Regions from separate parts of the Homo sapiens genome. Here region 2 is linked to region 1. The links are chromatin loops, found by intact Hi-C in ENCODE. Cell type or tissue: right lobe of liver. All regions are shown on one strand. Links, peaks and the distances in the headings refer to the core of each region. The heading gives the core; the rest is flanking DNA.

What was found. Hi-C counts contacts between places; a loop is a spot of excess contacts. Peaks named below come from ENCODE experiments on the same cell type or tissue, not always from the same donor. Only the 100,000 strongest peaks of a DNase experiment are listed, where the experiment ranks them.
Region 2: a loop joins it to region 1, with 5 times the contacts of the local background. A loop is called at or near these places in 105 of 110 quality-filtered maps.

Annotation. Positions count from the first base shown.
Region 1 is chr6:31,436,439-31,445,317 of GRCh38, reverse strand. LINC01149 (long intergenic non-protein coding RNA 1149) reads right to left here and starts at 3,651. Exons shown (of 2, transcript NR_144465.1): 1 at 3,007-3,651. In right lobe of liver, for the core only: CTCF peaks have their summits at 2,575 (motif pointing right) and 3,530 (motif pointing right); a DNase peak (open chromatin) is centred at 3,527; H3K4me3 peaks cover 308 bases.
Region 2 is chr6:31,392,697-31,401,575 of GRCh38, reverse strand. MICA-AS1 (MICA antisense RNA 1) reads left to right here and starts at 1,106. Exons shown (of 2, transcript NR_148222.1): 1 at 1,106-1,522; 2 at 6,359-7,287. It also overlaps a transcript of MICA not described here. RefSeq lists an enhancer at 925-1,791. In right lobe of liver, for the core only: CTCF peaks have their summits at 1,838 and 4,472 (motif pointing left); DNase peaks (open chromatin) are centred at 885, 1,555, 2,135 and 4,465; H3K4me3 peaks cover 2,317 bases; H3K27ac peaks cover 2,364 bases.

The sequences.
Region 1 (8,879 bases), core at 480-8,479:
TCAGCCTTTAGTTCCTTCCTATACATTATACCAAAAAATTTCTCACATCTAATCCTGTTTAGTCAGGCCACGACTAAGTCAAATTTAAAAGCAACTCAACATTTAGATCCACTCTGAGTGTGGAAAATCTCACATTGTTTTCCACTACTCTCACACCACAACAACTATCAACACAGAAGACTTCTCTGACCAAATGTAGGGAATTTCTCCAACAAACAAGCAATCAGTTCTGTGATGGACACCAGCTGGGTGTCCTCTAACTGAATTCTGCCACTCTTTCCCTGGAGATAGCATCGCATCCCATGGGTTGAGAGCTCAGTCCCCATGACTGTCCCCCTCCCACTCCTGATGCCAGTCTCAAGCCTCCCACTCCTGATGCCAGTCTCAAGCCATTTTGCCCGTGTTTCTAACTAACTTGCTTTAAATCAGTGTTCCCATAACCCGTTTCTCAGGTTTGATTAATTTGCTAGAATGGCTCACAGAACTCAGGAAAACACTTACATATATTTACCAGTTTATTTAAAAAGATATTTTAAAAGACACAAATAAAGAGCCCCATGAACAGACACATAGGGCAAGGTCAGAAGGGTTTCCAGTGCAGGAGCTTCTGTCCCATGGGGTTGGGATGCGCCACCCTCTCTGGCACATGGCTGAGTTCTTGTTCACCCTCCTGTTAGCTTCCCTGTGTTCAGCTATCCAGAAGCTCTCCAAACCCTGCCCTTTTGGGTTTTGATGGAAGTCATATTTCTTAGGCATGATTCATTAAATCATTGGCCATCAGCTTAACCTTCAGCCTCTCTCCCCTCCCTGCCAATGAAATGATCCTATTTCTAGAAAAATCTGAAGACTCCATCAAAGAACTATTAGATATGATAAGTAAATTCAGTAGAGTTGTGGGATGCAAAATCAACATACAAAAATCAGTATAATGTCTATACATTATTAATGAAGTAGCTGAGAAAGAAATCAAAAAAGCAATTCCATTTACGATAACTAGAAAAAAATGCCTAGGAATAAGTTTATGCAAGGAAGTCAAAGATCTCTTAAAAATAAATCTATACAACACTGATGAAAGAAAGAAGAGGACACAAACAAATGGAAAGATATTCCATGCTCATGAATCAGAAGAATTAATATTAGTAAAATGACCATAGTTCCCAAAGCAATCTAAAGATTCAAGGGAATTCCAACAAAAATACCAAGGTTATTTTTCCACAGAATTAGAAAAAATAATTCTAATATTTCTATGGACCCAAAACATTTTTAAAAAGTCCAAATAGCCAAAGAAATCCTGAGCAAAAAGAACAAAGCTAGGGCCATCACACTACTTGACTTTAAAATACATTACAAGGCTATAGTATCCAAAACAGAATGGTATTGATATAAAAACAGACATGCCAATCAATGGAACATAATAGAGAATGCAGAAATAAATCCATATATTTACAGCCAACTGACTTTTAACAAAGGTGCCAAGAACACACATTTGGGAAAAGGACACCCTCTTCAGTAAAAGGGCTGGGAAAATGGATATCCCGTATGCAGAAGAATGAAATTAGATTCTTATCTCTCACCCTATTAAAAATCAACTCAAGTTGACTTAAATAAAATGAAAGACCTGAAACTATAAAACAACTGGAAGAAAACAGGGGAAACATTCTAGGCCAGTGGTCCGGGCAAAGGTTTTATGGCTAAGACTTCAAAAATATAGAAAACACAAATAAAACCAGACAAATAGGACTATAATAACTAAAAAAGCTTCTGCATAGCAAATAAAACAATTGACAGAGTGAAGAGACAATCTGCTGAACAGGAGAAAACATTTTCAAACAATTTATCTGACAAGGGACTAATATCCAGAATACTATAAGAAACTCAAACAACTCAAGAATTAAAAAACCAAACAATCTTATTAAAAAGTGGGCAAAGGGCATGAATAAATATTTTTCAGAAGAAGAATATAAATGGCCAACAGATACATAAAAAAATGTTCAACATCACTAATCATTAGGGAAATGCAAATCAAAACCACAATGAGATGTCATCTTACCCCAGATAGAATAGCCACAACTGAAAAGACAAAAATAAAATAAATAAAATAAAATAAAATAACAGATGCTGGTGATGTGGAGAAAAGGGAACTCTTGTACGCTGTTGATAGGAATTTAAATTAGTACAGCCACTATAGAAGACAGTATGGAGAGTTTTAAAAAATCTAAAAATAGAACCACTATATTATCCAGCAATTCGGGGGTGGGTTTGGAAAGTGCTGGAGTTCAGGGATCAGGGTTGGCAGAGAGCAGGGCCTGGGGGTGCTTGGGTAGCTGGAGGAGAATGAAGGAGGCAGATGCCTGGGTACCAGGGTATCAAAGTGAGGGAAGTGCGGGGCTGTCCCAAGAGGGCAGGAGACTAACAGAAGAATTCTTGAGACCTGTTGGGAATAGGGAAGGGTGGAACCCTCAGGATCCAGGGCAAGGGGTCAGAATCTTGGGCCAGGCTCATCGCTGAGCTCTTTGTAACCCACCACCATCTTCAGACTCCCAGCTAAGTTGTGCACGTATCCTCCAAGAGCATCTCCTTGGCTGCCAGCAGAGGGACCTGCTCTCTGCCTGTGACCCTGTGGCCACTGGGCCTGGCAAGGTAGCTCCTGCTGTCAAAGACAATGAAGAGGCAGCCATCCAGCAAGCCGAGTGCTGTGACCCCAGGCTTCCCGGGGCTGGACTCTGCTAGGACAGTAAGGCCCGAGCACAGAAAGTGGGGCCCTCAACCTACCAGGGCTGGGCCCCTTAGCCCCTGTCCTTCACTCTCTTTTCTTCAGGATCCTAGGAACTCCCTCCTGCTTTACACACACCTACACACACACACACACACACACACACACACACACACCCCTTCTAAAGAAACACTTCCCACTTTTCTCTCCTCCCTGACTCCTTTCACCCTCCTCCTTTTTCCTCCTCCTCTTCCTCCCCCCCCCTTATAAAGAAAAAGGTTTAATTGACCTACAGTTCCAGTGTTTGGTATGATTCCTTCTTCTCTTATGATCCATTTCATCTCCCTTCTGCTCTCTGGAGCCTCCCTCCTTCCTGGACCGAGGCCCCAAGGTTGGAGCTCACAGACTGATTCCTGGGATGAGCAGCCTCCACCTGCAGGAGCAGTGGCAGGAACAAGGGAGGGGACAGGAGGCCAAGGTCCCATCCTGGAGGCTGGGGGACTGGGTCGTGCATTAGCAAGGGTTTGGGGTTGAGTCAGCTCCAGACCTGATCCTGCTGTTTTGGTCTGGAGGCCTCCCTCTGCCCTGAGACAAAAGTCCAGTCAATCAGTTGTGGGAGAAAACGTTCATATCAACATGGATTTTGGGAAGCTGGATGAACTCAGAGCCTGACACGAGACCGGGAGACTCTCTTCTGTGCAGAGTCCCGTCCAGGTGCGGGGAACAGGGGGAGAGCCTGGGACGTCCTGGCTGGGGAGAAAGGGGAGCGGGGTCCTCTGTCTTCAGTCCTGTGGCCACACGGGGGCGCCGCCACAGTGCTCTCGGATTCTGACTGAGCGCTTTCGGGGACCAGGCTGCGGGCTGAGTGGGGCAGACGGGGCTGATCCTGAGGTCATCCACGCCAGGATGGAGGCGTCTCCTGAGCAGCCCTGGAATCCACAGGACTCAGGCTAGATTTGCTTGTCCTGCAACGTGAGGCAATTGTGAAGTAACAAGGTCTGGCTCTAGAATTCTTATGGCGAATACGGCTGTCATAAAATCCAACCAGAATGAGAGTCCAGCGCCTGAGTTGACTGTCCTGGGCACACCCGGCTTTGACGGGGTTGCCAAAAACTTAACTTTGGCACTCACAGAAATTTCAATGATTGTGGAAAACTCCGAATAAGTGTGTACGATTTCATTTCTGATGTCTCTGGCGCTTTTGAAAGGCCAGAAAGAGCCATGCAAAGAGGCTGAAAGCCTCCTCTGGGAATTCTCAAATCCCTTTTCATAGCAGTAAATTGTACCTAGAGAGCCAAGACTGAAGGACATAGAGAGAAGGATCTGGAGACGGAGCCGTCTTTTCTGAGCAGCACGGACGGGGCTGTCAGGGCGCTTTTCCCCTCTGTGTTCAGCAGGATGGACTCTGCAGTGAGGCGCAGCCCCTGTCTCCCGGGAGCCTCAGGGCCACACATCCTCCCGATGCCCCATGTCAGGAGCATCTTTTTCCTTATCTTGTTTTTCACGACTCCTTTCCTTTTTCTGTCCTGTGGCTACTAATACAACAGACAGACAAGATCTTATAAGACCAGATAAAAGATGTCACTGATGATGGCTAAGACATGATTATGAAGGAACAGTGGAAGATACAGACAGAGCAAGAGAAAGAGACAAAACACAGAGAAAGAACAGAAATAGAAAAACACAGAAAAAGAATATCCATCCATCTATCCATGCTTCTGTCTACCTATCTACCTCCTTGCAAGGTAGGTACATCAACACTTTTTTTTTTTTGAGATGGAGTCTCGCTCTGTCACCCAGGCTGGAGTGCAGTGGCATGATCTCAGCTCACTGCAATCTCCGCCTCCTGGGTTCAAGCAATTCTCTGCCTCAGCTTCCCAAGTAGCTGGGATTACAGGCGTCTGCCACCATGCCCGGCTAATTTTTGTATTTTTAGTAGAGATGGGGTTTTACCATGTTGGTCAAGCTGGTCTCGTACTCCTGACCTCGTGATCCACCCACCTCGGCCTCCCAAAGTGCTGGGATTACAGGCATGAGCCACCGCGCCCAGCCACATCAACACTTTTAAATTCATGCTCCAATAAAATCACAAGCTTTTTTTTGCTGGCTCACACCTGCCTCCTTCATCCAGCTGACTGATGTATTTGCTGAAGTCTTGCCATGTTCTGCACTGGGTACTGAGCATTGGAGTCTAAACAGGAACAGATCCCTGTGATGCACTCACATGGGGCCCTTTACTGTCCCGTCCCTGGCTGTGAGACATCCTCATCTCCCTGAGGCTCTTCTTTCTGGTTACTGGGAGAAGTTCCCGGCCCGCCTCCCTACTGACACCTGAGAGACTCCAACATCCTGGAACATCACTATCTTCGAATCGAGCACTGATTTTCAGCATTTATCCTGTGTCCACCACTTGAGTACTAAATACCCTTTTGATGATTTTCTCATTTAGAAGCTGCTAGAGAAGGATGCGGTTGTAACTTCAGGCATGTTGTTTAAGAGAAATCTAAAAATTAGGAAAATTCATGGAAAGGGCCTTTTCTGCTTACTTTCAGAACACTTCTTGTTCATCTTCTCATTGAGTTTGATTGCTGGAAAAGTGGCTTCCATATCCCCTGACTTAATGCAAGTAGTGGAAACACCTGCTCAGTGAACAAGTACTTTGGAAAATGCCCTCAGAACTTCACACATCAGAAAAACATGTGTGTCTCCCTGCTCAACCCTGGAGTTGCCAATATGCTACATGTTAATTCCTCACTGACCTTACTCAAGCCCTCTGGAAGAGAATGGTGCTCCTAAAAATGTCCCAGTGGCATGGGACAGCAAATTCCTCTGTGCTCACTGCAAGAAAGCACACAATTCAACTTTTCAATCCCATTGAGTATCTGAAAATGAACTGTATTTTCAATGTATTCCCCTCCAGAGAGTACATTGCAGAGGAAACCTGTTCAAATCCACAAATGATTTTGAGTCAAGAAGCTAAATATGAGGTCCTTCAAGAAAAGTTAAGAGATTCCCTGACCTTAAATTTCATGTTGCACTTATAAGATGGACCTGTTAGCATCTGTCCCCACCTCTGGGTACCCGGCAGAATGTGCTGTCTTTTGGGACTCAGGGAGATAGTCACCCACACCAGGAGCACCAAATAAATCCCTAGGAGGGACTCCATGGTCCACCCAGGAGCCTCCTCAAGCAACTTCTTCCCCCAAATAACCTTGAAGTCCTAGAAATCAACTAAGAAAAAAGATATCCATGTCTTTGATTTAAAAAAAATAATGAAATGCCAACAGTCCAGCACCCAATAGGGAAGCTATGAGACTACATTTTCTGCATGTGGAGAAGACACATCTAATGGAGAAATGGGAAACTGCTTCAAAAGTGTTGGGCCACAGTGAGAGAATGTGGTTGTCACCACCACCACCCACTGCCCACTCACTCAGTAACCCCTCCCCATTTTAACAAACACACCAATGATGAGAAACACTTTGTACCTTCCTCTACTGTAATAAGCCTATTATCATGTCATCTCCTGTGGTTGATTTTTTCACTTAAGGATGACCTCTGGGCTTGTGATGGGAGAGGTTGCTGTGAAAGTCTCTGACATTCCCTGGAGATATTTTCCCCATTGTCATGGTGATTGACATTGAGCTCCCCCTTACTGATGCAAATTTCTGCAGTGGGCTTGAATTTCTCTCCAGAAAATGGGTTTTTATTTTCTATTGCATCATCAGGATGCGAATTTTTCAAACTTTTATGCTCTGCTTCCTCTTGAACACTTTGCTGCTTAGAAATTTCTTCTGGCAGATACACTAAATCATCTCTCTCAAGTTCAAAGTTCCACATATCTCTAGGGCAGGGGAAAAATGCTGCCAGTCTCATTGCTAAAGCGTAGCAAGAATCACCTTTATTCCAGCTCCCAACAAGTTTCTCATCTCCATCTGAGGCCACCTCAGCCTGGACTTCATTGTCCATATTACTATCAGCATTTTGGTCAAAACCATTCAACAAGTCTCTAGGAAGTTTCAAGCTTTCCCATATCTTCCTGTCTTCGGAGCCCTCTGAGTCTCTAGGAAGTTCCAAACTTTCCCACATGTTCATGTCTTCTTCTGAGCCCTCTAACCTGTCCCAACCTCTGCTTGTTACCCAGTTCCAAAGTCACTTCCACATTCCTGGGTATCTTTATAGTAGCACCCCACTCCTGGTACTAATTTACTGTATTAGTCCATTCTCACACTGCTATGAAGAAATACCTGAGGCTGGGTAATTTATAAACAACAGAGGTTTAATTGACTTACAGTTCCGCATTGCTGGGGAGGCCTTAGGAAACTTATAATCATGGCAGAAGGCACCTTGTCACATGGCAGCAGAAGAGAGAATTAGTGTAATCAGGGGAAATGTCAGATGCTTATAAAAGCATCAGATTTCATGAGAGTCACTCTATCATGAGAACAGCATGGGGGATCTGCCCCCATGATTCAATTAACTCCCACTACATTTCTCCCATGACACATGGGAATTATGGGAACTACAATTCAAGATGAGATTTGGGTGGGAACACAGCCAAACCATATCATTAATGCATTATGAAAGTCAAATTTATACATTCTAGATGCTTTGTGAGGCTGTCTAGAAAGCAGTTTGGAGACAATTCCTATAGGAAAAAATCAAATAATCTCTCCAAGATGATATTGCATTTAGAATTTCATGTTTGTCATTATTAAAATGGGGCCACCCAACTCAATTATCTAGAAAACTAAGTGTAGGTGAATTATGCTGGATACATTTAGCCATCACTCTTCAACAACACTATGAAATGGAAAAAACAAGGTATTAAGGCAACAACCTGCATGATGAATAAAATAGTACCTCACATCTCAATGCTAATGTTGAATGTCAATAATCTAAATGCTCCACTTAAAAGATACAGATTGGCAGAATGGGTAAAAATCCACCAATCGAGTATCTGCTGTCTTCAAGAGAATGCCTAACACATAAGGACTCACATAAACTGAAGGTAAAGGGGTGGAAATATTTCATGCAAATGGAAGCCAAAAGTGAGCAGGAGTAGCTATTGTTATATCAGACAAAACAGCCTTTAAAGCAACAACAGTTTAAAAAAAAAAAGACAAAGAGGAACACTATATAATGACAAAAGGATTAGTCTAACAGGAAAGTATCACAATCCTTAATATATATGCACCTAACACTAGGGGTTCCAAATTTATAAAACAATTATTACTGGATCTAATAAATGAGATAGGTGGCAACACAATAATAGTGGGGGACTTCAATACTTCACTGACAGCACTAGACAGGTCATCAAGAAAGTCAACAAAGACAAAATGGACTTAAACTATACCCTAGAACAAATGGACTTAACAGATATTTACAGAACATTCTACCCAACAACTGCAGAATATACATTTTTGTCATTATCACATGGAACATTCTCCAAGGTAGACCATATGATAGGTCACAAAGTAAGTCTCAATACATTTAAGAAAATCAAAATTATATCAAGTACTCTCTCAGACCACAGTGGACTGAAACTGGAAATTAACTCCAAAGGAACCCTCAAAACTGTGTGAATACATGGAAATTAAATAACTTGCTCTTCAATGATCTTTGAGTCAACATTAAAATCAAGATGGAAATTTAAAAATTCTTTGAACTGAATGATAATAGTGACACAACCTATTAAAACCCTGGAATACAGCAAAAGAAGTACTAAGACGAAAGTTCATAGCATTAAATGCCTACATGAAAATGTCTGAAAGAGCACAAAAAGACAATCTAAGGTCAAACCTCAAGGAACTAGAGAAACAAGAACAAACCAAACTCAAACCCAGCATAAGAAATAAAATAACAAAGATCTGAGCAGAACTAAATAAAATTGAAGCATGAAAAATGATAAATGAAACAAAAAGCTGGTTCTTTGAAAAGATAAGCAATTGATAGACCATTAGTGAAATTAACCAAGAGAAGAAAAGACCCAAACGAGCTGAAGTAGAAATGAAACAGGATATATTACAACTGATACCACAGAAATTCAAGGCTACCATGAATACCTTTACACACACAAACTAGAAAATCTAGAATAGATTGATATTGATAAATTCCTGGAAATATACAACCCTCCAGATTAAATCAGGAAAAAACAGAAACTGAA
Region 2 (8,879 bases), core at 202-8,201, 43 kb after region 1:
AATCCTCCCACCACAGCCTCTTGAGTAGCTGGGACTACAGGCGAGTGCCACCACACCCAGCTGTCATCTACCATCTTCTACCCTATGAACCCTCCAAGATCAGGAAATGTGTCCGTTTCTTCTTTGTCAGCCTCACAAACTTTTTTTTTAAGTTCAACTATCCCTGTCATTACTAACTATTCCCCCATGATCCCTAGCCTACACTTTTCTGTGGATGAAAATGTAATGTATTCGAGAATTTTAACAATTTCTTAGTTTTCCCATTCACATTCACTGATAATTTATTTTGATCCTCATAATTTATTGAGCACAGCAGGGACCGGGGTCCTTTCCCCACCTTAGAGAGATTATTTTCACTGCTAAAGATCATAAGCCTAGTGAGAGACTGGGAGGGAGATGGACCTAGCTCTCCTGACACAGGTCCCAAGCCCTTACCTCCACGGTGTCTACCCTCCCTCCAGGACTTCCTCCGTGTGCCAGCTCCAGCAAAGGATCTGATTCAGCTCGCCCCCAAAAAAGACTTTTAATAGTTCAATAACAATAATGAATATGCAAGGTTTGTTCTAAGGCATTTAGAAATGGTTTCAGGGAGTCATGAAGCCAGTCCTCTCTTGGGCTAGGGGAGGCCGAGATGGTCTTGAGCTCCAGGGGACTTGTTTCTTAGTGCCCAGGCCTGGGCGCCCCTCCCCCACCAAGCCTCCCAGGTCTTCTGTCCAAAGCCCTCCCCCTCCACCCCACCTCCAACCCCGTCTGCTCTACCCCATCAACTACGTTTTCTCCCTCAGCACTTGCCTTATACCCCATGCACTCACGAGCACAGAGGCGACTTCCCTCTCTCAGACTTTAGGCGCCACTGCAGGGTCCGGAAAAGAAAGAGAAACGGCCCAGCGCGGTCGCTTACATAACCCAGGGCGGGGCTCCGCTCCGCCCCCGAAAGTTTTTGCGACGGAGTTTTCCCTCTTGTTGCCCAGGCTGAAGTGCAATGGCGCGATCTCGGCTCACCGCAACCTCCGCCTCCAAGGTTTAAGCGATTCTCCTGCCTCAGCCTCCCGACTAGCTGGGATTACAGGCATTCACCACCAAGCCCGTCTAATTTTATATTTTTAGTAGAGACGGGATTTCCCCATGTTGGTCAGGTTGGTCTCGAGCTCCCGACCTCAGGTGATCGCCCGCCTCGACCTCCCAAAGTGCTGGGATTACAGGCGTGAACCACCGTGCCCGGCCTTGGCCGCATGTGTTTTGAATTTTGCTGCCCGGAATTCACTGCGAGGACTGGGATCACCCGTCACCCCGCCCTGGTCTACGGAAAATGAAATGTGTTTACTGATATAGAAACGGAATAACGGCGCTGTGGGCTGGGGAGGGCCGAGCTGCCTTCAGGCTTCTGGTCTCCAGCTGCAGGGCACTCACACCTGCCCGTTATGAAAATGCAGACCCGCAGGGCAGGAATTCCGAGTCCGGGCTGGAGCGTGATCTGGAATCCGGCTCTCTTGAAACAGCACCGCGGAGGATTCGGATCCGGGTGAGTAGGAAACTGCGCCTCAGCCCCTCCCACGGGCCGCCCACGTATTCCAGGATCCGAAAACGCTTCCTGCTGCTCCGTCACCCCAGGAAGGCAGCGTCCGCCTCTGGGCGGTTCTGATGGAAACCGGCTGCGCCGCCCGCAGGAAAACCCACAACTAAGGGGCCAGGAAAAAGCCTCTTAGGGTCCCGCCACTTCAGTGAGGATCCTAATTTACACCCTTAGTTTGGCCTCCATGAAAGACTGGAGTGACCTTCACTGAAATGATACAAGGGGCCCAGGGAGCTGCGGCGCTCAGAATGCGGTGACAGCGCCGCCTCGCGTCCCTTCCCTGACCTGCTCCCGGCGGACGCGGAGAAGTTTGTTGGCCTGGAGGCTGGAATATACCGGGGATCAAATGCAGAGAATGGAGAAAAGAGGGAAGGATGGGGGGACGTGTTGAAGAAATGAGGGAAGAGATAGGAAGAAAAGGGGAGAGAAAAAGTAAAGGAGAGTTTTTTTGTTTTTTGTTTTTTTTTTTTGAGACGGAGTCTTGCTCTGTCGCCCAGGCTGGAGTGCAGTGGCGCGATCTTGGCTCACTGCAAGCTCCGCCTCCCGGGTTCAGGGCATTCTGCTGCCTCAGCCTCTGGAGTAGCTGGGACTACAGGCTCCTGCCACCACGCCCGACTAATTTTTTGTATTTTTAGTAGAGACGGGGTTTCACTGTGTTAGCCAGGATGGTCTCGATCTCCTGACCTCGTGATCTGCCTGCCTTGGCCTCTCAAAGTGCTGGGATTACAGGCGTGAGCCACCGCACCCGGCCGGAGAGAGAAAATTTAAAAGACGTAGTTTCATTATTTCTTTTATTTTTGCCCTTTATCTAGTTTTACTTATGAACATTTTTACCACAAATTTCTCTCTCTCTAAATCTGTAAATATGCTGCTATTATTGTTATTTCAGAGCCTGTGAGGGTAAGTTGCAGACAGCATGACCCTCTACCTCCAGATGTGTCAGGGTGTGTCTCCTGGGCACAAGAACAGGGTTTTTGTTTTGTTTTGTTTCACATAAGCAAAGTACAAGTCTCAAAGAGGATAATATTTTTAAATCATCTTATTGGGACATACTTTGCATGCAATAAACTGCATCTATTTAAAATGTTCAACTTGTTGAATTTTAGCTGTTGTACACACCCACATCTCCACTACCACAGTGAAGATAAAGAAGATTTTAATCGTCTCCCAAAGAACAGCTACACGATAAAATTCTATGTTGTCATTAAAAAGAGTAAGAGCAATTTTAAGTATTGCTATGAAAAGATGTGCCCAGCATACTTTTAACCTTTTTTAAAAGGTTAAGGAGGCTGGGCACAGTGGCTCATACCTGTAATCCCAGAACTTTGGGAGGCTATGGCAGGCAGATAACCTGAGGTCAGAAGTTCAAGATCAGCCTGGCCAACATGGTGAAACCCTGTCTCTACTGAAAATGCAAAAATTAGCCGGGCGTGGTGGTGGGTGCCTGTAGTTCCAGCTGTTTGGGAGGCTGAGGCAGGAGAATCGCTTGAATCTGGGAGGTAGAGGTTAGAGTGAGCCGAGATCATGCCACTGCATTCCAGCCTGGGCGAAAATGCCACTAATATCACTTACATAATATTAATATATATTTGAAGTAGGGGAAAACCTGGAAGATTCCTCACCAAAGTTTTGACAGTGACTCCAGAGACTGGGATAACTTTGTGACTTTCATTTCCTCTTAAATGTTGTGCCAGGGTCTGACCGGCAGACCCAGGCTGCACGATGGATGAATAATGTACTCAGACACCGATATTCAGTGAAAGAGTGCACCAGAGGGCCAGGCCACTCACAGAAAGGGTTGTGGCAGCTGCGTGCCCTGACTATCTGGCCCTGTGGGCCTTTATTCAGCACAGATTTAATGACAAAGGCTTTGAGTCAACACACCTGTGGGTAATTAATCTGGTCGCAGTCCCCCGGAGAGAGCAGTCCTACAAATGATCAAAGGTAAACATGCTCTTTAGATAAACTCTCTTACATGTCTTTGTACTTACTCGAAGCTATTAACTCAAGGTAAGGGGATTAGGCTGCTTTCAGCTATAACCCTATCCTGAGGCTTTTGCAAAACTTTCCACCTTCCAAGAAGGTTTGTGTCTATTTCCTATAACTTTATCTTTATAATTATTCCCACCACCTGACCAATCCCCTACAATGTTGGAATTTTATCTTTTAGTGTAAACTTGGATTTGGGTGGATTGCAGTGGTTCATGACTATAATCCCAGCTCTTTGGGAATCGAAGGCAGGAAGATTGCTTAAGCCCAGGAGTTCCAGGCTGCAGTGAGCTATGATTGTGCCATTGCACTCCAGCCTGAGTGACAGGAGGAGACCCTGTCCCCAAAACAGAAAAATAAATAAAATTTTAAAATAATAAAAATTATAAACTTGGATTTATGTGGAGGTTAAGGAAGAGAATATTTCAGTTTGAAAATATGAAGCTAAGCCCCACAACGAAATAGTTACAGAGTTTTAAAAAAGAAAATGTTCATTAAAACCCACCACCAGAAACTCTCTTTCAAGAGGATCCTTCATATTTTCATGGCATTGAATCTTTCTTAAAGTGCATTTGAAAGAGATGTTTTCAGTGGAATAGAGAGATGTGTAACAATATTTACAAAAGCGGTTGGCTGTAATAAAAAGGAAAACGCAAATGAGTGGGGACACAGGGGACCCTGTTCCATTTATTCTCAAAGCACGTTTGAAAACTGCGTTGCCATAGCGTCCTTGGGTAGAGGCAAAGTCGAGGCAGATCTTGTTCCTGGAGTATTGATTTGATTTTGGAAACGGTCCAAGGCTTTCAGAAATCAGGCTGACTTTCAGATCTAAAGTCTCAAGAATATTCGTTCTAGCAGTGAGCCTGTGAGAATCTAGCCCATCTGGGCGATGCACGCTCTGCTTCCACCTAGTGGCAGTGATTGGAAGGACAGGGCACAGTGTTACTGCATGGGTGGGGCTGAAGCCAAGGTGAAACCGCCTTTGCAAAATTATAACTAAGGAAATGATGACAGTGAAAGACATCAAACCTAACTGACCCCATCTTGCTTCCAACCGCTAAACTGCCCTTCTTCATTTCTAGGCGTAGGCTGAACTAGCCTTGGGAAGGAATTTAGTTTATAGTTTAAAGGGAAACTGTTCTTGTAAAACGAAGAAAGGCCACCGGCCATTAAGTTAGGATGAGAGGGGCTGGAATTCTGAATATTACCAGCCATTATTCCAGAGGTCATAAGATTTGCAACTTCTCCAGTTACTCTTGAAGGTAACATCACTATTGTGAACCTCAGAGTGGCCTTTTGAGATGTCTTTTCAGGTTTTTGTATTTTTAACAGCTGGAGGGCCCCATCTGGACCTGCCAACCAGTCCTGTGGCCCCCACGTTCAGGAACTGACTCAGCCTAAGAGAATGGCCTCCACTCACTATGATTTCATACCGGAGCCAACCAGTCAGCACTCCCGATTCACTGGCCCCCCTATCCACCAAATTATCCTTAAAAACTGATGAGAGTTTTTGGGGAGACTGATTTGAGTAATAAAACTCTGGTCTCCCGCACAGCTGGCTCTGCATGAATTACTCTTTCTCTGTTGCAATTCTCCTGTCTTGATAAATCGGCTTCGTCTAGGTAGCCGGCAAGATGAACCCACTTGGTGGTTACAAAGGGAGTCCAGGCCAGTGTGCATTACTGTAGTGGGGTCCAGGTAGCGGAGGAAAGGCGAGGACACTCAGGGAATAAATGGCAGAGGAAGAAGGAGCACAAGGGAGGACCCAAACCCTCCAGACCTCTCCTTCCTTCTCTCCCTGTTAGGGTTGGAGGGAACCAGCGTGGTCCCAGGAGGGGTGGCTGGTGGGGTGCAGAAAACGCCCTGGTTGCAAAGGGGCCTCACGTGCCCGACACAAGGGTCCTGGCTGTTAGCTGCTACTCATGAGTTCAAACTAGGAGGAGGCTCACATGTGTCCTTTGCAAAGTAGACTCCTTATCTCCCACTCCGGCTGGTTTCCCAAATCCATCCTGATAAAGCAGAAAAACCAAGAGCCAAATTCTGCGGGTGACCTTTCTGACAGCTGGAAGGTCCTCCCCATCCCCATTCCTTGCGTGCTCTCCTCTTGTCCTGCCCCCTCTGCTTTGTCTCCACTTCCTCATCCTTTTCCCTCTCTGGACCCTGCTCCTGAGTATCTCCCACCTTCTTCAGACAACTTCTCCTCATGAAGTACAGAGTCCCCCACCTCCAGGAAAAAGAGACAAAGACCACGAGAAGGACCTGAGAAACGCCTGTGACCCCGCCCCTGAGTCCAGCCTCTCCCTCAGCGCTGGCTCTGGCTGTGTGTGTGTGTATGTATTTTTGTTTTGTTTGTTTGTTTTTGAGACAGGGTCTCACTCTGACAGTCTGCAGTGTCCTGATCACAGCTTACTGCAGGCTCCAACTCCTGGACTCAGGCAATCCTCCCACCTCAGCTTCTCGAGTAGCTGGGACTACAGACTGGAGCCACCACACCCAGTGTGTGTGTGTGTGTGTGTGTGTGTGTGTTTGTGTATATATATACCCTTTTTTTTTTTTTTTTTTTTTGTAGAGACTGGGTCTTGCTTTGTTACCCATGCTGGTCTTGAACTTCTGGCTTCAAACAATTCTCATGCCTCAGCCTCCCAAAGTGCTGAGATTACAGGCATAAACCACAATGCCTGGCCCCTGTGTGTGTACATACAAAGTCAAAGTGCTAAACCTGGCGCCTAGGAAACATCCCCACCTAGGCATTGCTTGCAACAGTCGGTATTTTGTGCACCTGTGCTTTTATTTCAGGAGCTGGGACAGTTATATTCATCAGAACAGCACGGTGTCAAGGCCCTCACCCCCAGAAAGCTTAGGAGACACTGTTTTATGGAGGAGAGTGAGATTGGAGGAAGCCCTGACTCCAGGTCTCCTGATCCTTCCTACACAAAGCGAAGCTGAAAAAAAGTGCAGGACACTCCATTTCCTCCTGGGACCAGACAGGGAAGCCAGAGCCACCATGGATGTCAAATTCCGGCAAGGAAACACCAGTATAGCAAAATCTCCACATCACATTTTAAAGCTCACACAATGGCTCAAAGAGAACCCACATCAAAAAACCGAATTCCTAGCTCAGGTGAGATCACCAAAGTTGCCTGTGAGGCTTCGTGGAACCTGCAGGTAGAAAGGACATCTTTATTTCGAGCTGCAGCCCAGTTGCTTCTGCGTCTTGGAGCCCCTTGAAAGGACCCTCTCCCTTCAACAGTACATAGGGAGGCCATTTCTGGGGAGAAATGTAGACTGTCCTTAGACTCCTGAGGTTTTTACACTTGCTTGCTGACTCTGTGGACTTTGACTTCATCATTAAACATCTTATAATGATGTAATTTGCTTTGACTGTAAGTGTAGAACAGGACGCTGTTCCTGAATCAGGAAACAAGGGACTGGTGACCTGAACTGCCACCACCCTCCCTGGTGCTCAGATGCAATGAAATCGTGAGGCAACAAATCTATGGCTAGGTAAAGGGTCAACTCCATTTCAGCAAATGTTTCAGATGTTCCTTCCTGCCTAGTAATGTTCCAGCTTTACCCCAGCCTTAATCTTTTAAAATGTATATTTTCCTTAGCGTTGATTTTAAAGTAATTCGTATGTATTTATTACACTGGGTTTGTTGCAGTAAGCCACCTCGAATGTTGCTGTAGAATTAAAGTAAGCAAATAAATGTGTGGTTCTCCAAGGAGTTATTGCTAACACCATCTTAAAAATGTATTAACCCCAAATCCAATCACTTCTCACTCCTCTACTGCCTCCTCCCCAGGGCCATCCTCTCCAAGATAGTAAACCAGAAGGCCTTCCAGCTGGGCTGCCTGCTGACTCTCACACCCGCTGTCCATCACCCACACAATAGTCAGAGTGAGCATTTCAAATGGGAATTAGAGCTCATCCTCGCCTCCGCGTCCCACAGACATGCCAGCCTCTTCCCTTCTTAGCACAGTGAAACCCCAGTCTCTCACTATGTTTTACAGCCCCTCATCCCTCATCACAGGATCCTTCTGGCCACTCTGGCCTCATCCCACCCCTCTCGGCCCAGCTCATTCATCTCCACTAACACTGCTCAATCCTGTCTCAGGCACCTCCCACTGGAACTCCCCAAGTGCACCTGCTCCCCAGGGATCCAAAGGGATCCAAAGGCCCCTCACACCATTCAGGTCTCTGCTCAGACGTCCAGTGTTCAAATTCCCAGGAACATCTTGATCAACAGACTATATCTCCTACCATCCTCACCACCATCAACCTTCTAGCTCAAGCATATTTTCTCCATAACAATTATCACCGGTATTAGAATTGTTTTCATTTGTTTCATTGGTTGTCATGTTCTTCGAGGCAGGGACCTTGTCTAGTCACCACTTGGATTTCCAGCATCTAGAAATCCAAGGACAGAGAAGGGGCTCAATAAATATGGGTTGAGTAAATGGGTGAATATAATTGGTACACTGCTTTTTTTTTTTTTTTTTTTTTTTTTTGAGACAGAGTCTCTCTCTGTCACCCAGGCTGGAGTGCAGTGGCATGATCTCGGCTCACTGCAAGCTCTGCCTCCTGGGTTCACACCATTCTCCTGCCTCAGCCTCCAGAGTAGCTGGGATTACAGGCGTCCGCCACCACGCTTGGCTAATTTTTTGTATTTTTAGTAGAGATGGGGTTTCACTGTGTTAGCCAGAATGGTCTGGATCTCCTGACCTCGTGATCTGCCCGCCTGGGCCTCCCAAAGTGCTGGGATTACAGGCGTGAGCCTCTGCGCCCAGCCGGTACACTGCTTTTGAGAAGTAATTTGATAATATGTATGAGAAGGCTTAAAAATATTCATGCGGCCGGGCATGATGGCTCACGCCTGTAATCCCAGCACTTTGGGAGGCCGAGGCGGGTGGATCATGAGGTCAGGAGTTCGAGACCAGCATGGCCAATATGGTGAAACTCTGTCTCTACTAAAAATACAAAAAGTAGCCAGGTGTGGTGACGTGTGCCTGTAATCCCAGCTACTTAGGAGGTTGAGGAAGGAGAATCTCTTGAACCCAGGAGGTGGAGGTTGCAGTGAGCTGAGATCTCGCCACTGCACTCCATCCTGTGTGACAAAGCGAGATTCCGTCTCAAAAAAAAAAAAAAATTTCATGCCTTTTGACCCAGTAACTTTTATTGAGAAATCTGTGATTTTAAAACAAAATCCAATATATAGAAAGATCTTTAGGTATAAGGATATTAATTACAATAATGAAAAAAACATGCAAAAGAAGAGTGGCTAGGTCCTCTGTTTGGAAACAGCCTACAGCTGGTGAA